2 separate regions of the Homo sapiens genome follow, and region 2 is linked to region 1. A link is a loop called in an ENCODE intact Hi-C map of the cell type or tissue named here. Cell type or tissue: prostate gland. All regions are shown on one strand. Links, peaks and the distances in the headings refer to the core of each region. The heading gives the core; the rest is flanking DNA. Region 1 holds the start of MIR601 (microRNA 601). Region 2 holds the start of LOC107987037 (a long non-coding RNA gene).

Evidence for each region. A loop is a pair of places that touch in the nucleus more often than their neighbours do. Peaks named below come from ENCODE experiments on the same cell type or tissue, not always from the same donor. Only the 100,000 strongest peaks of a DNase experiment are listed, where the experiment ranks them.
Region 2: a loop joins it to region 1, with 10 times the contacts of the local background. A loop is called at or near these places in 46 of 110 quality-filtered maps.

The regions. Positions count from the first base shown.
Region 1 is chr9:123,397,482-123,409,409 of GRCh38, forward strand. It overlaps DENND1A (DENN domain containing 1A), which reads right to left. Exons shown (of 24, transcript NM_001352964.2): 21 at 5,921-6,009. MIR601 (microRNA 601) reads right to left here and starts at 5,122; the gene lies at 5,044-5,122. RefSeq lists enhancers at 444-944, 5,125-5,746. In prostate gland, for the core only: CTCF peaks have their summits at 2,561 and 4,603 (motif pointing right); no DNase peak of the experiment used is centred there; H3K27ac peaks cover 608 bases.
Region 2 is chr9:124,034,882-124,046,809 of GRCh38, forward strand. It overlaps LOC107987037 (a long non-coding RNA gene), which reads left to right and starts at 767. Exons shown (of 3, transcript XR_001746580.2): 1 at 767-1,110. RefSeq lists enhancers at 6,026-6,560, 6,561-7,093, 10,654-11,449 and silencers at 6,173-6,382, 6,423-6,482. In prostate gland, for the core only: a CTCF peak has its summit at 6,316 (motif pointing left); a DNase peak (open chromatin) is centred at 6,290; H3K4me3 peaks cover 815 bases.

The DNA.
Region 1 (11,928 bases), core at 1,257-9,256:
TTTATATTAATGAAAACCTGGAAAGGATCTAAAGATCCAGTATGAGGGCAATAGTTAGGCAGACCATGAGCATACACACAATGAGATCCTCTGCAGTCACAGACAATAGGGGTTACAGAGACACACGGAACAAGTCCACATGCTGGCATATTGCAAGGAAGTTGCAGCTCTATAAAAGACATGCAGGATAAAGACTGGGCATGGATCTCCAGGAATGCTAATATGTAGTGGAATGAAAGTAATGGGATTCAGAATGAATTTGTCTCTTTTCCCTAACATTCCAGATTGTCTATCAGGCTACCGGGTAATTTTTACAAACCAAAAATTACCTGAAAAGAGCAGATTTTGCACGGATCTGGCCAGAGAAGTGAGCTGGGCAGCAGCCCTGGGCCCTGGTGGCTGAGTTTGGACCCTTCTTACTTAGTACAGTGGAACTTCAAATAACCAGGATGCAGCCAGTCAAGACCCTCGTGTGACTGGAGAGTGTTCAGTGTCTCACCCATTAGGAGACAAGGTGTGCAGTCGAAAGCACTTGGCTCTGCATGCAGGTTGTCAGGAGGGGCACCTCAGATCCACAACCAGCTGCAAGCCCCTTAACCCTTAAGACTCAGAAGACAGCCCTACATCTGGGCTGTGAAGATTAAACAGGTGGCAGATGCCTGTAATTATCTCCCTCCATACTCTCAGCAACTCTGTGAGGGCCAGTGCCCCAGCCCCTACTGCCACTTCCCAGCAGGGAACAAATGACTAGCTGCCTGGCAGAGAGATGCACCCCGGGATCAGTGTGTCACTCCCTGCCTTGGCCTTAGTCTGCACACAGTGTGCCATCATGAGGGGCCCGGCGGCTCAGACCACAGTGCTGCCTTTCAGAGCCTGCCATTGGCTTTTTTTTTTCTTTTTCTTTTTTATTTGAGACGGCGTCTCACTCTGTCACCCAGGCTAGAGTGCAGTGGTGCGATCTCGGCTCACTGCCAGCTCCACCTCCCGGGTTCACGCCATTCTCCTGCCTCAGCCTCCTGAGTAGCTGGGACTACAGGGATCCACCACCATGCCCGGCTAATTTTTTGTATTTTTTTTAGTAGAGACGGGGTTTCACTGTGTTAGCCAGGATGGTCTTGATCTCCTGACCTCGTGATCCGCCCGCCTCGGCCTCCCAAAGTGCTGGGATAACAGGCGTGAGCCACCGCGCCCGGCCACCATTGGCTCTTTCTAAGCACCCAGTTGGATGGGCAATTTACCTATACCTGGCAGACCAAAAGGAAGATAACTTGGGGCCTCGCAGCTGTGCGCACCCCATGGAAACCACCACACAGCATTTTTTTTTTTTTTTGGAGACAGAGTCTCGTTCTGTTACTCAGGCTGGAGTGCAATGGTGTGATCTCGGCTCACTGCAAGCTCCACCTCCTAGGTTCAAGCGATTCTCCTGCCTCAGCCTCCCTAGTAACTGGGATTACAAGCATGTATCACCACACCCAGCTAATTTTTTGTGTTTTTAGTAGAGACGGGGTTTCGCCATGTTAGCCAGGCTGGTCTTGAACTCCTGACCTCAAGTGACCCGCCCGCCTCGGCCTCCCAAGGTGCTGGGATTACAGGTGTGAGCCACCGCGCCCGGCCGTGGCCTGCTTTTAATAGGAGGGGAGCTGTGAACCTCACTGTGCTCACTGCCGTAGCCGTCGTCCCCACCAGTCAGAGAAGCACGTGAGGATAATTAGGTCTTAACAAAAAGCCTGGAGAGTAGAGAAGAATGGACCAGGCTTCTGTCATCAGACAGCCGATCCTACCATTTTCTGGCCCTGAGAAACCTTGGGCAAGTTATGAAAGTCTCTCTGAGCCTCAGTTTTTCTGTCTGTTCAATGGGAAAGCTACCACCTACCTTTGACAATCTTTTTTATTTTATTTTTTGAGATAGGGTCTCGCTCTGAGGCCCAGGGTGGTGTGCAGTGTCATGATCTCAGCTCACTGCAACCTTCAACTCCCCAGGGCTCATGCAATTCTCATGCCTCAGCCTCCCGACTAGCTGGGACTACAGGTACACGCCACCATGCCCGGCTAATACCTCTGACAACCTTAAGGGATGTTGGTGAATGTCATTCCTCTTTCCTTCCCCAAGAAGAAACACTCAGGCACCAGTGCACATGGTTTCTTTGGCGGTGAGAAGACTGAACAGATCCGGTTCCCAACTCCAGCCTTCAGGGAGCCAGAGAGGAAGGGTGGCCTGCTGGGCAGGCCATCATCTCATTTTAGGATGTGGAGCTGTCTCTCTGGGCAAAGCCAGACTAAAGATGAACCCTGAAGGGCCCCGTTCCAAGGACAGCATCAGAATGTCATGGAGAGAATGAAATCAAGAATTCTGAATGCTGGCCTGGCCACTTTTCAACTGGGTGACCTTGGGAAGACTGGTCAAATCCACATTCTGGGCCTGAGCTCCCACTCGGGAAGAAACGATGCTAGCCCAAGAGGGCCTAGAAATCAATGGGTGCTCCACCGCGCCCCCTGCTGACTGGTGTCTGACCCACAGCCTCTCATGCAGGATCCCTCCTACCCCGATCCCTGCCCCACGGAAGCCCCTGGGCGTCACATCAGCTGTGCTCTGAATAGTAATGGAAGTAGCCAGTACTTCTTGAAGAGATTTAGTAACTGAATATTAACCAAGTAATGTTACCTGAAAAGTAAAGGGAATGTTTCCCCCACAAATCTTCAAAAAAGTCTTCTTCCAATTGCCAACGGCCAGTTTTAAGGGACTAGGAAACCTATCATTGATTCAGAAAGAAAATTTGACACAGGAAAATTTCATTTTGGGAAAATGCAAGTCAACCAAGAGTCAGCATGGGGACTCCCTTTTAAGGCCTCCTTTAAAAAAATCGTCCGTGCTTGCGCCTAGTAGGTTTTCAAAGATACTTGCTGAATGAATGAATGCACGAATGGACAGATGGAATGATGGAGGGATGGACATCAGCTGGGAAGGAAGAAATGAACTTCAGGGGTGGACTGGCCAGAGAGTGGCTGGCTAGTGTTTCTGGGCCCTGATGAGTCCCAGGATGCTCAGCTACTCCAGGAGACAGTCTTACTCTTAATCAGCCCCATCTTGCTGTCCACAAAGCTGGTTATTTTATTTTTGAGACAGAGTCTCACTCTGTTGCACAGGCTGGAGTGTGGTGGTGTGATCTCAGCTCACGGCAGCCTCCGCCTCCTGGGTTCAAGTGATTCTCATGCCTCAGCCTCCCGAGTAGCTGGAATTACAGGGGTGCGCCACCACACTCGGCTAATTTTTGTATTTTTAGTAGAGACGGGGTTTCGCCATGTTGCCCAGGCTGGTCTCGAACCCCTGACCTCAGGTGATCCGCTCGCCTTGGCCTCCCAAAGTGCTGGGATTATTTAATGTGCAATTGGAAGTGAGAGTTGGGGCAAGAAGTCAGGAGGAATGAATCTCTCCTCTCCACTTCAAAGATCCTGCATCCCCTTCTGCTGCCCCAGTCTTCTAAGTTTCCCAAGCACTTTGATATTCCCAGTGGAGATGAAGATCTGTGATTCAAGAAAACCCAGGCCAGATTAAAGGGCCAGGCACCAAGTCCGTGTGCCCAACACGGAACCACCACCTGACAAAGGCCCATTAGGATCGGGCCCCTGCTGCCAGCCTGGCTTCTCACATCTCCCAATACAATGCCGACAGATTGGTGGAGCCGGTTTCTTCCCCCTCCCCCGAACAATATTTTATGAGGAGTCTGTTTTATTAAAATATTTTCCGCTGGATGCTTCCTGTGTTTCAAGAAGTTGGTCCTGCCAGCTGGAGCTGATGACAGTTGAGAAAAACACATCCAAGTGCTGTTGTGACATGGCATTTGGAAGGGGCGGAGCACAGTGGGGGGGTGGGGAAGCAGCATGGGAAGAGGCGTAGAAAAACACCCGGGTTGCACTAGAAATACCACTGGTATTATGGGAGAACAACTTCCCCTTCCTCGTTAAACAAACGTGAACAGAAACCCTTGGAATGATGTCCTGAAACGTACCCCTCTGTCTCCTTGTGGGCCCGAGCCACTGTGACGTACGCTCACAGAAAACCTGTCATTTGTTTTCTATCACTGGTAGTTTGCCAACCACCAAACTGGCTCCCATGCTCCCACTGGTTTATTTCAACCCCAAATATTTTCCAACAGAAGTAGAAAACAGGGCATATTAAACAAACAACAAACCAACCAACCAACAAAACTAAAAGTGATACTGACACAGTTCAGGTGATAAGCAGGAAAATGGGATTATCAGACACCGGCTCTTTGGCACACACTGCGAAGTCAGCCCCTCTGCCCAGTCTGGAAAAGCAACGGCGTAAGTCAATGTGATGAAGAGGTCCAGCCTCTCGTCGGGAACTTGGCCGCAAAATGGGTAATGCTTTTCTGTAGGATGTGGAGTGTAGCTGGTGTTGCAATGGTGTTTCTGTGTAATGCAAGAATATTCTGGGTTTACATCTCAATATCAACAGGCCTGTGACCCTGTATCCTGGTACAGTGTCTAAAAGGTTTAGTCCAGTTTTAAAGAGGGGACTTCAAAGAAATGTGACAAATTTCATCCCCTTAAGGAGGAATCTTTAGTCCGAGGCACTCAGGTGCCATGCAGCGTTCTCTCCATAAGGGGGCAATCATAATCCATCCCTCATGTTCCCACCAGGCTATTGTGCAGAGCAAAAGTTAAACTTAACCCAGCTTCAGGAGTCCTCTCTTCCAAATGTCTAATAACTGAGCATCCTTGTGTGCAAGCGCACACGTGCACACACACACACACACACACGCACGCACACATATAATTCTGGAACTTTCTGGGCAAAGTCTGAGGGCTGTCTGGGTGGGCTGGTTCCTTAAAGACCGTACCCTCGCTATCAACCAGAAAATCCTGGAGAGCTGAAGTGAACTGCAACTTGGGTTAGGCCCCAGCTTGACAGCTCGAAATCATTTTTTTTCCTTCTTGCTCCAACTCTGACTGGGACCTGCCATGTCCCTTACCTTCTTTCCCATTTTCTGAGAGCCAGACAGACATGGGGGCCTCCCCCTTTCCACCCAAAGGACTTCAGGATCCCTGGGGTAGTTTTTCTGACTCCTCCAACAATCCTAGACCAAGACGAACTCATGCACTTTTTCAAGGCATCACAGGAAGTCAGCGTGTAGCCGCTGAGTTGTCTGGATAGAGACTGAGGGCTGTGCTCCTTTTGCGGACAAAGGGAAGCAGTGCTACCTTCTGCAGATGGCTCTGGTCTGGACTCGGGGCTATCTGCAGCCTTCTGCCTCACCCCACCACAGGCAGGTCCACTTCAGTCCACTGCTTGTCTTTCTGCCCCCCTCATTCACTTCATCTACCCCACGCCTCCTGAGCAGGTGACTCTAGGCCAGTCCTACGGGAGGTGCTGGGCATAACACCCAGGGAGCTCCGCGTCTCAGGGAGATGGGTAAGAAAAACCACAGTAACATAAATCCTCCGGCACAGGTGGGCAAAGGGTCCTGGTGGGTCTGGGGCAGTGGATGAGGGCAGTCCTGTATATAGGTTCTCGGCCATGGAGGCCTAGGAAGGTGGGTGGATCCAGTTCAACACTTGGCCTCCTTCACCAGGTTCTAACCCTCACCTACTGACTCGGCATCTTCAGCACAAGAGGCCTAGGACCTTCTTCTGAACCCAGCAAAGTATGCTTTGGACCCCACCCCTCGAAATCCAGCCCAAGTGCCCGGCTCCCTGGCCTCTGGGGCCTCCCACTGGTGTGACAACCAGACCGAGTAAAAGATCAAGTCCTGTTCCCTGAATGACCCCTTTGTGAAACACCCGCTGGGAGCCCCGGGGAAGCCTCACAAAGGCCGGGGCTACACGCTTGGGCTTCGCAAAGTGCTGGCTCCGCAGACACAGGGTTCTTACAGACAGAGGGGAGAGGCACAATACTCACTGCTCAGGGCTCGGCACAGACGTCCTCCGGCCTTCCACTGCGATGTTGCTCTTTGGTCTCTTAACAACATGTGGACGAGGTGGGCGCACCTAGAGGAGGTACAGGGGGAGAGCCCCAAGAAGGAGTGAGTTGGAAAAGCCATACAGGTACATTCTGAACATTTGGATAAACGGCCCCCCCAAAAAACGTTTAGGGATTTTCAAAGCTACAGGCTACAAAAGCCCAGCCTATCACAGAAACATCACCATCTAATAGGCAGCAGACAGACACATTAACTGGAATTCTGTGGCCTATTCAAATCAGAAGGGTGCTCCTGGAAAGCTCGGTTTCTTCATCTGCAAGATGAGGATAGTTCCATTGGCCTCCTTGCAGGGCTGTGGTGAGGGTCCAATGAGATGATGTCTACATAGGACCCGGAACAAAGAGGCCCTTATCAATGACAATTCCCTCTCATCTTCCTCTGATGCCCAGAAGCTGGTTTTGTAGAAAGAAAAGGTTGCGCTTACACTTGTTTTTAGGGTGAACATGCTTAGTTTGCTCTTTTTACAACAGAATCACAGGGTGCTTATTTTCCTCTCTAAATAAGAGAGGCATGAGAGAGTGCCACTACAAATCGTCTTTCTGCTTCCCAGAGCATCCCTGTGCTAGTCCTCCCAGCAGGGTTCAGCCTGGATGCTGCCCATCTTGTGTAGCTACATGCACTGAGCAGACCTAGTGGGAGGGTCTGCAGTGGGCACATCAGGAAGGACCCAACTTCCTAACCCCACAGCTGCTGCAGCAGCGGGATGGGTTTTTCTGACCCGCTGTCTCTGAAAGCGAACATGAGGGCCCACAGAGAAAGACACCCTCATCCCCTGCCAGAGTTCGTGATGGATGTTAGGCTGAGAATTTCTAGGTGCCCTTAGAAGGATACTCATTTGGTCCAGTCGACATTACATGGCTTTAAATTTGGCATGGCCATCTCTGTACACTCCCAGTGCCCGAGAGGGATGGGTTGAGAGCTAAGCTGAGAAAGTCTATCTCTGAATTTCATTGCTGATAAAAACAACCGAGCCTGCCGGGGCAGGGGGCTTGCTTTCTCCACGGATGGGATGCCACAACTGCTGAGTTTCCAGGACAAGACAGGGAAGGGAAGCAGGCACACACTCCACCTCCTGCCCACCCTTTGAGTTTCCAGGACAAGACAGGGAAGGGAAGCAGGCACACACTCCACCTCCTGCCCACCCTTTGAGTTTCCAGGACAAGACAGGGAAGGGAAGCAGGCACACACTCCACTTCCTGCCCACCCTTTGAGTTTCCAGGACAAGACAGGGAAGGGAAGCAGGCACACACTCCACTTCCTGCCCACCCTTTGAGTTTCCAGGACAAGACAGGGAAGGGAAGCAGGCACACACTCCACTTCCTGCCCACCCTTTGAGTTTCCAGGACAAGACAGGGAAGGGAAGCAGGCACACACTCCACTTCCTGCCCACCCTTTGAGTTTCCAGGACAAGACAGGGAAGGGAAGCAGGCACACACTCCACTTCCTGCCTACCCTTTGAGTTTCCAGGACAAGACAGGGAAGGGAAGCAGGCACACACTCCACTTCCTGCCCACCCTTTGAGTTTCCAGGACAAGACAGGGAAGGGAAGCAGGCACACACTCCACTTCCTGCCCACCCTTTGAGTTTCCAGGACAAGACAGGGAAGGGAAGCAGGCACACACTCCACTTCCTGCCCACCCTTTGAGTTTCCAGGACAAGACAGGGAAGGGAAGCAGGCACACACTCCACCTCCTGCCCACCCTTTGAGTTTCCAGGACAAGACAGGGAAGGGAAGCAGGCACACACTCCACCTCCTGCCCACCCTTTGAGTTTCCAGGACAAGACAGGGAAGGGAAGCAGGCACACACTCCACTTCCTGCCCACCCTTTGAGTTTCCAGGACAAGACAGGGAAGGGAAGCAGGCACACACTCCACTTCCTGCCCACCCTTTGAGTTTCCAGGACAAGACAGGGAAGGGAAGCAGGCACACACTCCACTTCCTGCCCACCCTTTGAGTTTCCAGGACAAGACAGGGAAGGGAAGCAGGCACACACTCCACTTCCTGCCCACCCTTTGAGTTTCCAGGACAAGACAGGGAAGGGAAGCAGGCACACACTGCACTTCCTGCCCACCCTTTGAGTTTCCAGGACAAGACAGGGAAGGGAAGCAGGCACACACTCCACCTCCTGCCCACCCTTTGAGTTTCCAGGACAAGACAGGGAAGGGAGCAGGCACACACTCCACCTCCTGCCCACCCTTTGAGTTTCCAGGACAAGACAGGGAAGGGAAGCAGGCACACACTCCACTTCCTGCCCACCCTTTGAGTTTCCAGGACAAGACAGGGAAGGGAAGCAGGCACACACTCCACTTCCTGCCCACCCTTTGAGTTTCCAGGACAAGACAGGGAAGGGAAGCAGGCACACACTCCACTTCCTGCCCACCCTTTGAGTTTCCAGGACAAGACAGGGAAGGGAAGCAGGCACACACTCCACCTCCTGCCCACCCTTTGAGTTTCCAGGACAAGACAGGGAAGGGAAGCAGGCACACACTCCACTTCCTGCCCACCCTTTGAGTTTCCAGGACAAGACAGGGAAGGGAAGCAGGCACACACTCCACTTCCTGCCCACCCTTTTTCCTGAACATCGTACCCCCCACCCCCCAGAAGCTTGTGGGTGACACGGCACGGTGGCTTAGGGACACAGATGATAGAAGCTGGCTGCATAAAAGACAAGTCTTTACAGAGTCTTGTCAAGCCCTCAGGTCTGCGCACGTCTGATCTAACCAAAGTTTTTCCTGTGGAGTGGCCAGTCTGATCTCAGACAGGTTTGGCATATCAGGGATGTGGTAAACACCAAAGGCATTCCACCAAACTGGCTGTCTTCATCTGTGGGGTGATTGTGAAGCCCGGATACAGGGAAAGTCCCCCCAAGGGGTCTGGTACACAATGGGGGCTCAATAAATGCTCATCCTGCTCCTCTGTGACCTGGATGTCCCTTCTTGTCAACAACAAAAGGAAGACGATGAGTGGGTGTCTCTGAATTAGAAGATGAGTTTTAGGATTCTCTTACCCCTGCCTCGCATTCTGTGGACTGCCTGGTATGTCATGGTTGCTCAGCAAGATTTTTAGAAACGAATGAATGTTGCTGCTCGGAATCTGAGAAGTGCATAATGACGCTGCGAGTATCATCGTGATTAGAGCTGGGCCTGCCACACAGCTCACATTCAGTCAACACGTGCTGAATAAACAAGTGGGTATCCCTGCACCCCTTCTGACTCTGCACTGGTTTCCCCAGCTCTGGCAGCTGGTCAACAGGGTCACCTGGCTGGAATGATCCCCACCCCCAACTTCTGCCCACAAAAGCAGGAGTGTGGGTAGGGTGAAGGAGCAGTTCTGCCCCTGCCCCGCGGGGCCCCGGGGCAGAGCTTTCAGGAAAGGTCAGACTTTAAGGCCTGTCAGCTCATCCTTGCACAGGGCTGCTCCTTGCTACAATAAAGGCGGGTTAAGAATGTGAACTTGTGGCTGAAATGGGGGGATTAAGTTTGTGGCAACTTCAACTGAACTTGCAACGTGGTGAAACATGGGGAAAAAGAACAACAGAGCTAATTAGACGAGCTGAGCTGTCAGAGTGCCGCTGAATGGCTCAGCGCCAACAAACAAAAGGAATGGGTTGGCAATCAGCGGGATCGGTGGAGGAGACTGCTTCATTAGGGATGATAAAACAGACAGAGCAGGGGGGGAGGGGCGGGGGGGTGGGGAGCACGGAGCTGGAGCCTCGGAGGCTGGGGAGGGAGAGAAAGACACGCCAGACCCAGAGGCGGTTGGTCACCAGCATGGCTGCCGACCCACCCAGAGTCACACACACCTGACTAGTGTGGACAAAGCCAGACACAAAATTACACTCACAGACCTGACCATCCCGAGATACATCGAGGCCTCCAGACTTCCGTGTACACACTATCTCACAAATACACACTCACAGAGGCACGCGCAAGAGGTGAAGGCACACGTATGACTCACACACTCACACACACACCCCCTCACACACACACGGTGGCAGACCACAACCAGGCACAGACACACACAGACAAAACGGTTTAATGAAGCCCGAATCACAGACGATGCAGACAAGTCTTGTCATATTTCAGCGATCACACCCATGTTTCGGGGGTGCTTAGGAAGGGTGGGTACTGGTGATGAAGGAAGAAACCCACAGGCACACACAACAGTGACTGGCCCCACCGGTGTGAGGATCCCAGCCGCGTCCGGGGAGAAAATGCTAAACAGAGATTTCCAGCTCTGTTCAAGGGGGACTGGAGGGGAAACTTGGGAAGCCAGCCAATTCCCCACTGGATTTAAAACCTGAGAAATCTAAGTCGGCAGGGTTAAATGTGTATTGAATACAAAAGCACTGAGTACATTTGATTTTAATGGTGAGCAAGAAATAATAAATACAGAGCTTATAAAGTGCTTCACACGCAGGCCGACGGCAGCCTGCCTTTCCCTGGCAGGCCCCAACCCATGCCCCTTCGTCCAGGAGACACTGGCATGGTTTTCTTCTGCTCTTTCTTTTTTCTTCTTTTTAAAAAGAAAACCCAAATCTTCGGGTAACATCTGAACTCCAGCCACAGGTGCCAGGCTACAAAGCTCCTTCCAGAAAGGCTGAATGGCTAGACCCTCCCCAGCCCCTGCTACCCTGGGCCAACGGCTGCACTTCTGTCTGGAAAGTTTGTGGCTACGTGACCCAGCAAAGCCACACTGGAGGCTGATGGCTCCTGACATGGGAGCTTGGTAGGCTGTTCTCTTCGAGGCCCTTGTGGGTTCCATATGCCGAGTCTCCCCGGTTCCCACCTAGTCTGTAGCAGTGTCCACTGGAAATGCTTGCATAAATGCATTTAGAATAAATGGTCCTTAGGGGCCCAGAAAGCACAAATCTTCTATGACTCCCAAATTGGCCTCTTAGTGGTGATGCTTGGCAGTGTAAGTTCGGGGGACATGCCAGGGACTGTGCTAGGTGCTATACATACACAACCTCATTACCTTTACCAGGTGGTATTGTTAAACCCATTTTACAGATGATGAAACTAATGCTCAGAGGTGAGGATCCTGCCTAAGGTCGCACAGCCAGGAAGTGGCCAAGCTGTAATTCAAACCAGGGCAGGCCTCTCTGACTTCCAAGCCTAGGAGAGCTGGTTCTCCTAGGCATCCTGCCTCTTCAGCATGCCATCAACCCAGGAGGTCCAGCCAAAGCTAGCGCCAGGCTAGTCACCTCCTGCATTAGCTCAGCGCCTGAGGCAGCTGCTACTCCGTGTCTCTCACAGCGTCTGTCTCCCGAGTCCTCAGTTGCCAATGGATGTGGCAGCCCACCCCGCAATCTGCACAGATCCCCACACCAGTGAGACAACACAGAGTCCACTGTAGCTGTCTCCAATACTTGAATTTTTCCAAGGGGAATGATCCTTCCCTGAATCATGGCTTCCAAGATTCCCTGCCCGCCTTGGATCCCAAGCCTCGAAGGGGAATTCTGAGAGCTACCTGCTGCTGACTTTGGCTTAAGGGGAGGCTGTTTGGTAGAAAACAAAGAGAGACAGTGGAGAGAGGCAAGCTGGGCTCAAAGGCAGGACTTATCATCAGGCCTGTCATCATCCCTGTGGTGTTGGCTACAAATTAGGGAGATGGCATCTGCCTGCTCTGGGCTGGACAAATGAGACAATAATTACACAAGTGCCTAGCACAGTCCTAGGCACCATAAAAGGTGCTCAATGAATATTAATTCTCTTCTCCTCTGTGTCTCTGCCAGACCTAACATGGCACTGGAGATTCCACAGACAGTTCAGCTGCTACTGATTCATTTTTTTCTTGACTGAATTTTTTTTCTTCCCGCAGCATTTTATATAGGTTGAGCATCCCTAATCTGAAAATCCGAGATCTGAAACACCCCAAAATCCAAGACTTTTTGAGCCCCAACATGATGCTAAAGGAAATGCT
Region 2 (11,928 bases), core at 1,555-9,554, 640 kb after region 1:
ACATTTTTTGCTGAATGAATTCAGGAGGCTTAGCAAGATTAGCCTACTTACAGCTAGTGATGGAAGAGCCAAGCTTTGAGCCAGGTCTATGCCCTCAGATCCAAGGCTCTTACCCTCAAGCAGACACATGTTCATAGTTACCCACGCAAGCAAGAGGGTTAAGAACCTCAACTTTTCTACCTGCCCAATGGGGTCATGGAATCTGTCTCCCATTGATGACTCTGTGAGGGAATGCAATCAGAGGGCCTGGACTGCAGACAGACAGACACCATGACGCCAGTTACCCCCAGCAACTCATACGGGTGCCCACAGACACACATGCACGCATGCACGTTCTTGAGGCATTCATGGATAGATAGACCCACAGGCTAAGGTCCTCACACCCAGACAGCACCACACAACGTCACACACACACACAGATGCTCGCAGACAGACGTAAACAGGCCCAGATGCTCATCAATCCACCTAGACAGACACCCAGACCACCCCACACAGGGAGACCCGCTCATAAACCCGGGTGTGCACACATGCAGATGCTCACAGGCACCCAGACGCCCCCGCGTAGCCCGCTGTGCCCCTTGCTCAGGCACCAACAAAGCTGAGTCTGATTCCTATCTTGTCTGTCAGCACTGGCACCCAGTTGGAGAGGGCCCTGGAATGATGCCCGGGGGTCCCCCACCCCTGCATAAGAGCACGTTGAGGAGCCAGGGCTGCTGTTGGGCCAGGGGTGGGGACACCTTGGATGGGGCGTTGCTCTCCCCAGGCTCAGAGACTAAGACACACACAGACTTGGGAAGATAGGAACAGAGACAGGGACAGAGACAGAGATACAGAGGCAGAGAGAGAGAGAGAGAGAGACATAGGCAGAGAGAGAGGCAGAAAGGCAGTAGACAGGGAGAGAGAGGAAGGGAATAAAACAGCAACACAGAGAGTGATGAGGCAGAGACCCACAGGGATGGAGACAGAGACACGGGAGAGATGGTGAGACACAGAAAGATTGAGATTGAGAAGGAAGACTTGGTAAAGGGAGACCCTGGGACAGACTCAGAGGCTGAGAGAGACCAAGACTGAGAGACAGCAGAAGAAACAGAGATGGCTCCTGTGAGGCTGGTAAGGAGAGACACTGAGGGAGAGGGAGAGGTGAGCTCAAAAGCCAGACAGAGGCGGAGCACGGTGGCTCACGCCTGTAATCCCAGCGCTTTGGGAGGCCGAGGTGGGTGGATCACGAGGTCAAGAGATAGAGACCATCCTGGCCAACATGGTGAAACCCCATCTCTACTAAAAATACAAAAATTAGCTGGGCGTGGTGACATGTGCCTGTAGTCTCAGCTACTCGGGAGGCTGAGGCAGGAGAATCGCTTGAACCCAGGAGGCAGAGGTTGCAGTCAGCCGAGATCGCGCCACTGCACTCCGGCCTGGTGACAGAGCAAGAGTAGGTCTCAAAAAAAATAAATAAATAAAAGCCAGACAGGTAAATCAGCGGCAATTCAGACTGAGTGACAGCAGGTGAGGGGAGGCAGGTGCTGAGGCTGGTAGGCCAGCTCTGTCCACCATGATGGGAGGGAGGGAGACAGTACCATCGCCACAGCCACCTGCAGCTCTGGGGACCTATCCAAACCTCCCCGCATGCTGACTGCAGTGGGGATCGGGGGCCACCCAACCCTCTATGAATATGGAGAGACACCTTGTTCTTGAGACCCACACCCAGGCCTGGCATTAGGTGGTCTTCAGGGGCTGGGGTCTCCACCCTAGCCCTACCCCACCCTGCCAAGTCTCCCTTCCTCCAAGGTGGGCAGGTCTGGAGCACAGGGAAGAGACCTTCGCACTCTTCTCTGCTCTGAAAGTTTTGGCAAGATACTAAGCCACTCTGAATCTCAGTCTCATAATCTGTAAAATGGGACCAATGGTGTTCACTTGCAGGGTGCTGTGGGGATTCAGTGAAAGTCTATGTACCTGCTTTATTCATGGTGTGACTAACTCCCAGGGGGCCACAGTGATGGTGTGAGGAATTGTCTCAAAGTTGAAAGAGGAGATGGGTTGGGTTGGGCTCTTGAATGAACAGAAGGTGATCAGATGGAGAAGGGAGCCAGGGAGGATTCCTGACTGAGGAGCAGCCCAGGTCACAGGCAAGAGGATGTGCCGCAGGCTCATGAGTGGAGGGCAGTTTCCCGGGTGGGGATGTCCTGGAGAGGCTGGTGAAACTCAGCTCACAGGGGGCCTTATCTAAGGCTGGGGAACGTGATGAGGCCAGGGGCCTGGAGGTGCAGCAGGACTCCCCTGCTCTTCCTTGGGTGACAGGACCCCTCTCCTCCTTGTAGTTATGCTGGAGTCCCACGTGGCAGCACTGGCTTCCTGGAGAGCAGTGTTTGTTGCTGTGGGCTGCATGACCTGCTGGCAAGGATGGACAACTCCAGGCTACACCTGCCAGCCGCTGCCCCAGGGAGGGACATTGTGGGCTCTTTGGCTCCTGGGGACTCTGTGTGGTGTGACCTCGGCTCACTGCAACCTCCTCCTCCCAGGTTCAAGTAATTCTCCTGTCTCAGCCTCCCCAGTAGCTGGGATTACAGGCGTGTACCACCACACCTGGCTAATTTCTGTATTTTTAGTAGAGATGCAGTTCCACCATTTTGGCTGGGCTGGTCTCAAACTCCTGACCTCAAGTGATCTGCCTGCCTCGGCCTCCCAAAATGTTGGGATCACAGGCTTGAGCCACTGCACCCAGCCTGCCAGCAGGCCCTTTATACCTTCCTTTTTACTCTTTGTCCCTCCCTCTCTCCTCAACCCAGTGCTGGGCACCCGAGACTGGTGATGTGGAGATGATTTGGCCAACAGCCCTTCCCTCTGGCTCCCAGCCTCTCTGGGAGACAGGTACAATAGCCAGCTACTGTCCAGCAGGAAGGAAGCCTGGGAATTATGGGAGCCCAAGGTGGGAGAGTCTCATTCTGCAAGTGGTGAAAGTCCTGTGTAACACTCTGCAACTGGTGATGCGTTCTTACAGTTATTATCTCATTGAATCCTTGCCTCTAGGAGGCAGGGATGAGCACTTCGTTTCACACAGAAGGAAGCCAAGGAGAAGCCACTTGCCCAGGATCACACAGTTCAGGGGCCACAGAGACATTTCCATGGCAATTCAATTGAATTCAGCCAGCATGAGTCAATTCGTCCCTGGCGCCAGGCATGGTGGCTAGGGGTACCTAGGAAATTGCGATCCTTGCTAGGGGCTGGCAGATGCAGACCAGGTGCGAAGGCAGCTGGGACTAGGCATTCAAGAAGGCAAGGAGTCCAGAAGAGGCTGCCAATACAGACTGGTGGTTGGGGGTACTTTCTGAGTTGGAAGAGCAGGCAATTGACCTAGAAGTGTTTGAGTAGGGGGGAGGGACTTGGGGAGAGGGCAGAAGCACATGCTCAGGGTGTGGTATTTTTCCGCTAGTGAACAGCACCCATGTGGACAGGAGAAAGAGAATCACTGCTAATTCTTTGGAGCTGGAAGCAGCCTAGAAGAGCCTCTGGCCGGAGCTGCTCGTCAGAACCACTCCAGCGGCGTTTCCACATTCCCCTACTGGCTCGCCACCACTTCCTGGGGAGGAGCCCAGGCTGGTGTGTCTTATAAAAAACTTGTTATCATGGAAAATTTCAAACATATACAAAGTAAACAGAAGGGTACAATGAACCTCCATGTACTCCCTGCTCAGCTTCCAGTTATCAACATTCACTCAGTCTTTTTTTTTTTGAGACTTAGTCTAGCTCTGTCACCCAGGCTGGAGTGCAGTGGTGCGATCTTGGCTCACTGCAAGCTCTGCCTCCCGGGTTCAAGCGATTTTCCTGCCTCAGCCTCCCGAGTAGCTGGGGTTACAGGTGCCTGCCACCATGCCTGGCTATTTTTTTTTTGTATTTTTAGTAGAGACAGGGTTTCACTGTGTTGGCCAGGCTGGTCTCAAACTCCTGACCTTGTGATCCGCCCACCTCAGCCTCCCAAAGTCCTGGGATTACAGGCGTAAGCCACCGTGCCTGGCCAACATCCACTCACTCTTGTAACCTCTATACTCCACCCACTCCCTGGTTCCAACTTGATGATGATGATTGATGACAATGACCTGTGCATTTTTTAAAAGTCCCTCAGGGATTCGGACAGGCACATCCTTCATCTTAGGGATGATCAGGGTAAGCTCAAAGAGGGGAAGGGGCTTACATGTGGGCACCTAGCCGGGATGCAGCAGAGAGGGGGTTGTCTGGCTGAGGGACACTTAGTGAGTGCCAGGCCCTCTGCTGGGCAGTGGGGTCATGAGCGAATATGATGGTCCCTGTCTTCATGGAGCTCAGAATCTACCAAGGGAGACAAATGCCAAACAACCTCAAAAGTACTTACTGATGTTTGTGATGAGGCCTATGTGAGACCATGAGAGTGTATACACGGGCAAGGAAAAGGAGAGCTTCTTGGAGAAAATCATCAGTAAGAGACCAGCTAAGTGTATGGAAATTAACTCGCAAGTGGGAGGAGGGGAGAAAGGAGTAATAGAATGTGCAAAGGCCCTGAGGCTCAGAGGTCCACAGCACTAAAAGGTGGCCAGTGTGGCCGGAGCTCTCAGAGCAAGGGCCAAGGTGGTGGGAGGTGGGGCTGAGGACACAGCCAGGGGCTTTCCAGGCAGCATGTCTGGGCCTCAATTCCAAGAGCACCAGGAAGCTAGAAATGAAGGCAGGGGAGGAGGAGGCAGGGGGTGGATGTGAGGGGCCTCTTAAAGCTGCCAGGTAATGGGACATCTGGCTAGGTGGAGGCAGAGGGAATGGACCAGCTATGGGGGGAGGGAGAGCCAGGAGGGATCAGGATCATAACCAGGTGGATGCTGTGGCCCTTCACTGCAATGAGGAAAGTCATCAGGAAGAGGAAGGGGGAAGATGCTCGGGGATTTGTGGTTTAGATTTGCTGAGTTTTTGATGGCTTTGAGACATCCAAGTGCTGGCCTGGTCTTTCCCCTCAAGGGGCTCCCAGTCAGAAGGAGGAGGCATGAAAGGGACCTGGGACACTTACCCAGTGCTTCTCTTCTTTGAATTTCCCAGCTATCCTGAGTAAGAGTGTCCTCAAGCTGGCATTTGAGGCTTGGTCACAAGTTAGTCCCTGCCCACTTCTCTGGTGCAGGACTTGGGACCTACCTACCCATCTTTGGGCTTAAAGCCAGCCAGGTGCACCAAACTCACCAGTGCTTTGCACACTGGGTGGGCTCTCTGCCTGAGGGTCTTCTCAAAAACTCCTGCTCAAATGTCCCCTCCTCTCTGGAACCTTCTCTGCTGTCACTTCCACCCTTCTCACCATGCAGGGCTGGAGGGGGCAGGGGTGGATGTGAGGGGGCTCCTAAAGCCACCAGGTAATGGGACATCTGGCTAGGTGGAGGAAGAGGGAATAAACCAACTGTAGTTGTCTGTTCTCCCCGCATCCCTACCCCAACGCCAACAGGGCCACGTGGGGCTGGCCTGTGACTGCCCGGTTCAGTATGAATCTGTGGGTTCTTGTTTTGAAAGTATGTTATACTCTCTCTTTCCTGCTAGTGTAAGCTCCATGACTCAGCCTCTCCATCTTCATATTACTCCTGGCCCGGATGAGTCCCTCCTAAATAGTTCCTAAGTCCTGGAGAGGGTAAATGTTAGCATAAGCGTTCACTATGGTTGAGAGTCTAGTCCTTAGGGGTTCGGTGCTGGATTCTGTCCTGCCGCTTACTGCTGTGGGATCCTGGGCAAAGTACTGAACCTCTCTGAGCTTCCAGGATTTGTCGTCTGTATAACGGGGGTAGTGATGACACCTACTTCTTAGGGTTTCGTGAACGTTGAATGGTGTAACTCACGCAGCCATAGCGTTTAGCAGAGTGCCTGGCTCATCGCAGTGCTCAGTTCCTGGGAGCTGTTGCTATTTATTCAGCTCCGTCTTTCCATTCAGGCACCTCTAGCGTGCTTGCCCCTTGAAAAGAGGAGAGGGAGGGCTCCCACTCTGGGACGGCCGCAGTGGTTTTCAGAGCTTGGGGTGGGGGTGGGCTTGGGGCGGTTCCGGGCATGGGGGTGGCCGCGGGCCTGGAGCTGTAAGAGGAGGTCCCTGGGGACTGGGGAGAGGGGGGCGGAAGCCGGAGCCGAGGTCGGATCCGGCGAGGTGGGCAGAGCAGACATCCTGCGGGGGCGCCCCCAGCCCGGACCGAGGCACGGTCCCGGGGGAGCCGGCCCGGGCACCGCGGCCATCGGAGCTGGGACGCCGGGTCTGGGGCTGCAGAGCCGCCGCAGGGGCCGGACGAGGGCGCCCCCTGGCGGGGCACCGCGGCATCGCCCCGGGTCTCTCACTTCCTCAGCAGGCTGGGTGGGGTCTTCGCGGAGGAAATTCCCCTCAGGGAGGGGTGTCGGGGACTCCGGAGAGCTGTTTCGGGCTCCGGACGCTTTCCTGGGCTCCAAAACTGGGAGTGACGCTTTTGAGCCCTCACGTGTGCCGCGTACTGCATTAGGCAGATGGCAGCTCACGGCACAGGCATTGGCACGCGGTGGGTCCCCCAGGGTCCTCTTCTCCCTTAGCCTCATTCCTCGGGCTTCTGGGCAGGGGTGTTGGGCTCAAGCCTGAGAGGGTCCTCCGGTATGGAAGGGGTGAGGGTTGTGCAGCTCCAGACCGCCATCCTGGGTGCCCCCAGGGCTCACTCTCCCTGCGGGCCCCCCACTCCCAGGACTGGACCCTGTGTATGGCGTGTGATGAGTGGGGGTGGGGCTGCGGTGGGGCTGGGTGGAGGTCTGTGATGTGTGCTGCTGTCAGGGAATCTGAGTGTGGCTGTGCCGTGGTGTTAGTGTGGGAGCGTCTGTATGTGTTGAGACGTGTGTGTTTTTGTTTATTTTTAGGGGGATGTGTACAAGTATGTCCGACTGTGAGTGCGTCTGTGATCAGCGGTGTGTGTGTGTGTAATCAGATGTGTGTGTACTCAGATGTGTGTGTCTGTGTTCAGAGGTTTGTGTGAGTCCGTGTGATGACTGTTCAGGTGTACACAGCTGTTCAGGGTGGCTTCTGCTCGTGTGATGCAGGTTGGGGTGTGTGTTGGGGCTGAGGGGTGAGCTGAGCCTGCCTGAGGAGGGAGCGAAAGCCCTAATCAATTTCCACCTAACAGAAGGGTGGCGGCCCCCCTGTCCTGTCTGCTTCCCTCAGCCCCATCAGGACCAATATTTTCCTTTCCTGTCTCCCCTGACCCCCACCTGCACCAAAGGCCAGCTCTTTATGCCTCATTTTAGAGACAAGAAAGCCAGGCTGAAGTGCTGGGGCACTGGCCCAGGAACACTCGGCCAGAAAGCAGTGGAGCCAGGGTCTTGGCTGGAATCCCAACTCCAGCCTAATTCTTGCTTCTCCCAGGAGGGCCCTGTGCACCCTTCGCCCAGCCCGAGGCTGGGGTGAGGACGACTTTCTGGGCTGGGCTGTGTGGGGAGCAGGACACAAAAGGCCCAGTGTCTGCCCCTGCCTCCCCCTCCTGGCCCTGCCCTGCTCCAGGAGCCGGGTGGGTGTCCAATGCCAGACTGGGCAAAGAGGGGCATGTGATACTCATGCTCACGAGGGCACCCAGCCCCAGCACTGGACCCACCTGCCCCCCGCGCCGTTCCATGGGCTGGCTCGGGTTGGGTGTGATGAGGAAACAAAGCTCTGGCTGCATTTTAGGATCCTGGCGCCAGCTCTCAAAGCGCTCCAGCTTGCCCTGCTCTGGGAAGGGATTGATGAGTAATTAAGATCATGATGATATCAACACAACATATTAAAAGAAACAGAATGATTGCTACTGTTTGCTGAGGCCTGACTATGTGCTGTTGCTAAGTTCTGGGGGGGCAGTGATGCAGGCTGGTGAGGACCTTGGACCTCACCAGAGCCAGGATTATTTCCCAGCAATGTTGTCCAGCTGTGTTACCTCGGGCAAGTTGCTTAAAGTCTCTGCTTCAATTTCCCCACTGTAAAATGACAGGAGGTGAACATATATATATATATATATACACACACACACACACACACACATATACTTTAAAACCCATCCTGCCATTGAATACGTGCAGCAAGTATTTGCCCTTATTTTTGCGATCTTTTTGGCTCCCTGTGGTGACCTAGGAGGTAGGTATTGTTATTCCCACTCTACAGACAAGAAAACTGAGGCTGAGCCATTTGCTATAGGTCACAAAACAAGGGGTGTCTGGGCTGGATTCTGATGCCAGGTCCTGTATCCCAGGCTGTATTCTCCCACTGACATTGATAGGTTAGGTCATTGCTGATAGTGTTAACCCTCTAAGAGTCCAGAAAGTGCTTCCATGTGCATTGACTTTGACTCTTTGACTCTCATCAGTCTTTTTTTTTTTTTTTTTTTTGAGGTGGAGTTTCTCTCTTGTTGCCCAGGCTGGAGTGCAGTGGCTCAATCTCGGCTCACCCCAACCTCTGCCTCCCAGGTTCAAGTGATTCTCCTGCCTCAGCCTCCCGAGTAGCTGGGATTACAGGCATGTGCCCCCACGCCCGGCTAATTTTTGTATTTTTAGCAAAGACGGGTTTCTCCGTGTTGGTCAGGCTGGTCTCGAGCTCCCAACCTCAGGTGATCTGCCCACCTCAGCCTCCCAAAGTGCTGGGATTACAGGCGTGAGCCACTGCGCCCGGCAACTCTCATCAGAGTCTTAAGATGAGTATTTAATATTAGCATCTCCCTTGGATGAATGGGGAAAATTGAGGCCCAGAAAGAGACAGTGCTTTTTCCAAGGTTACACAGCAAGTAAATGGCAGAGTCAGCATTCTAGGTCTCTCTATTAATAAACAGCATGATTGTAGGCAATTATGGTTTGGGGGTATGCCTCCTGTGCTACTGTGTGTCGGGCTGCTTGCTAACGCTGTGCCCACATGATCCTTTGCTTGCTAACGCTGTGCCCACATGATCCTTTGTGATTCTTTTTTTTTTTTTTTTTTTTTTTTGGAGATAGAGTCTCACTCTGTTGCCCAGGCTGGATTGCAGTGGTGTGATCTTGGCTCACTGCAACCTCCATCTCCCTACTTCAGGCGATTCTCCTGCCTCAGACTCCCGAGTAGCTGGGACTACAGGCGCCCCCCACCATGATGCCCGGCTAATTTTTTTTTTTTTGTATTTTCACTAGAGACGGGGTTTCACCGTGTTAGCCAGGATGGTCTCTATCTCCTGACCTCATGATCCGCCCGCCTCGGCCTCCCAAAGTGCTGGAATTACAGGCGTGAGCCACCGTGCCCGGCCGATCCTTTGTGATTCTTATAACATCCTCTAGTCATTCCAAATTCTACTGGGTTTCTTCACTGGTCCTGGCTCTGTGTATACATGTATCTCCACCCCTCTGAACTTGGACCCCCAGAGGACCGGACCAAAATGTGATTTATCATGGAGTGCCCAGGGCCAGCACTGGGCCTGGCACAAAGTAGGTGCCCAGGCTGGCAGGGAATACATGGTTCCACAGGCAAGAGAGGTTATCAAGAGAAGTGGGTTGATGGGAGGCTGGGTGTGGTGGCTCACACCTGCAATCCCAGAGTTTTAGGAGGTCAAGGCAGGAGGATCTTCGAGGCTACAGGGAGCTGTGATTACACCACCGCACTCTAGCCTGGTGGCAGATTGAGGCCCTGTCTCTAAAAAGGAAAAAGAAGAAAAGAGGGGGTTGATGGGAACTGGTGAGGGAATATAACTGGACCACTGGACCAGTGGACTCAGGATGGGAGGTCATGAGGCCACCCTGAAAGACACATGTCTGTGCTGAGACAGAAAGGGCAGGTGGCTGTGACATATTTACATTCCACGGTGACGTGGTCCTGTGGGATATTTTGTGCCAGACACGAGTTATGATTTTAAGGGTGTAGTATTTATCTCTTTTAATCCTCGAAATGTCTCACTTAATTCTCAAAACTTGAGGTTGGTACTTAATTCTCAAAACTTGAGGTTGGTACAAGTATTAGTCTCCTTTTACAGATAAAGAGATTTAGGTATAAGGTGGAGGTTATGCAACTGGCAGAGTTGGGATTTGAACCCCGGCCCTCCGCCTCCCTCCAGGCAAAGATGGATGTGGGTGGGGGTGAGACACACCCTCACTTGTCCACTTTCATTCGTCCCACAGTTCTGTGAAGGTCTGCCTTAGCTCTCCTTTTCTTTTTTCTTTTTTTCTTTTTTTTGAAACAGTCTCACTTTGTCTCCCAGGCTGGAGGGCAGAGGCGCGATCTCGGCTCACTACAGCCTCCGCCTCCCGGATTCAAGCGATCCTCCCACCTCAGCCTCCTGAGTAGCTAGCTTTCCTCAATTTTAAATGAGGAAAGCAGGCTCCGTATATAGAGGAGTTCTCCCCTAATTTTCTCTCAGCACAGGCCCAGTCCGCCGTTCCTTCCTGGTTCCCATCCCTCCCTCACCGCCGCCCGTGAGCAGGGCCGGGCACGCAGCAGGCATTCATGGAGTGCTGCTGATGGATGCCTGGACCGGGTCCCCTGGGCTCTGAGCCCGGGGCGGGGGTGGGGCCAGAGCCGGGCCCCGGAGGGGTTGGGAGGGCGCGGAGGGGAGGGGCGCAGGGGGTGCGGGTTGGGGGTGCGCAGGCGGTGCGGCTGGGGCTGGCAGGAGAAGGGTTAAGAACAAGCACTCATTAACTGCCTCCCGCTTGCTGGGCCCACGTGCAGGGTGGCCTGGGCTTAGGGTGCGGGGAGCCTTTGGGTGGCCCCCTGAGAGCTGGTCTTCCAACACATGGGACCCCCGGAGTTCAGCCCGAGCCCCCGGGGAGCTGTCGGGACGGGTCCTCTCTGGGGTGAGCCAGCGTCTGGGGCCCGCGGCTCCCCGCGAGCAGGCCGGGAAACGCCTGTTGCTGCTTTTGTTTTTCCATCAACAACCGGGCTTACGTAAACTCCTCGCCGGCTCTGGGCTGCCAGCGCGGGGGAGGCGGCCTTATCTGATAGGGGCTGTGCCAGGGCCGGGGTTCCCTGCGTGTCCCGGCACAGGCCCCGCGGAGAGAGCCCGCGCGGTGGGCGGGGGGCGGGGAATGGCACCCCCGGGGGGGCGTCTGTCCTCCCAGTCCCAGAGGGGACAGCTGGGTCCTCTCCCTGCAAGACATAACCAGGGGCAGTGGTCCTCAACCTCCGACCTGCAGGGGTCCGGCAGGAAAAGGACCCTCTTCACCCGCGCGCACAGAGAGGGGTAAGGGGCCTGTAGTGACGCTGGGGTGGCCTCGTCACCAGGGTCACCTGGCTTCCAACCCCAGCTTTATGCTAGGCTGGTGGTGCTCGGAGTACAATGTGCTTGGAAAAATGGGTCCAGGAATCAGGGGAGGAGGGAGGAGGGGGAGACGGCGGAAACTTTTTGTTTTGAATTTTTTTCAAAATTCCAGAAATGCGCGATAGTACAATGAACTCGTACGTGCCCTTCCTAGATTCACCAAGTGTCAACCTTCTGACACTTTTGCACGCTTGCTGTCTCTCCCCATCCCCTCCCCATGTATATCCTTGAGGTGGACAATATTTTTATCCCCATTTTACAGGTGGGGAAACTAAGGTTTAGATAGCGGAGATAACTTGTCCAAGAAAGTATCGAAGCTGGCATTTAATCTCAGATCTCAGATGAAAACTTTTACTCTTTTGCTTGGTGATTTTTCTGAGTTATATACATTTCCTTCTCCCTCTCTCTTTTTTTTTCTGAGCGGTTACCACATACACATAGCATGTGTAAAATATGCAGTTTCCCTAGCCCGACATCCTAGTTCCTTACTTAAAAGCAGGCTCTGTTACCTGTTTCTTGCCCATCTTTCCAGAGACATTCTATGCCTGTGAAGACATGTTCATAAAACATATTTTACAAAATGGTATTTGTGTGTGTGTGTGTGTGTGTGTGTGTGTGTGTGTTTTGTTGTTGTTGTTTTGAGACAGAGTCTCTCACTGTACTCCCAGGCTGGCGTACAGTGACACGATCATGG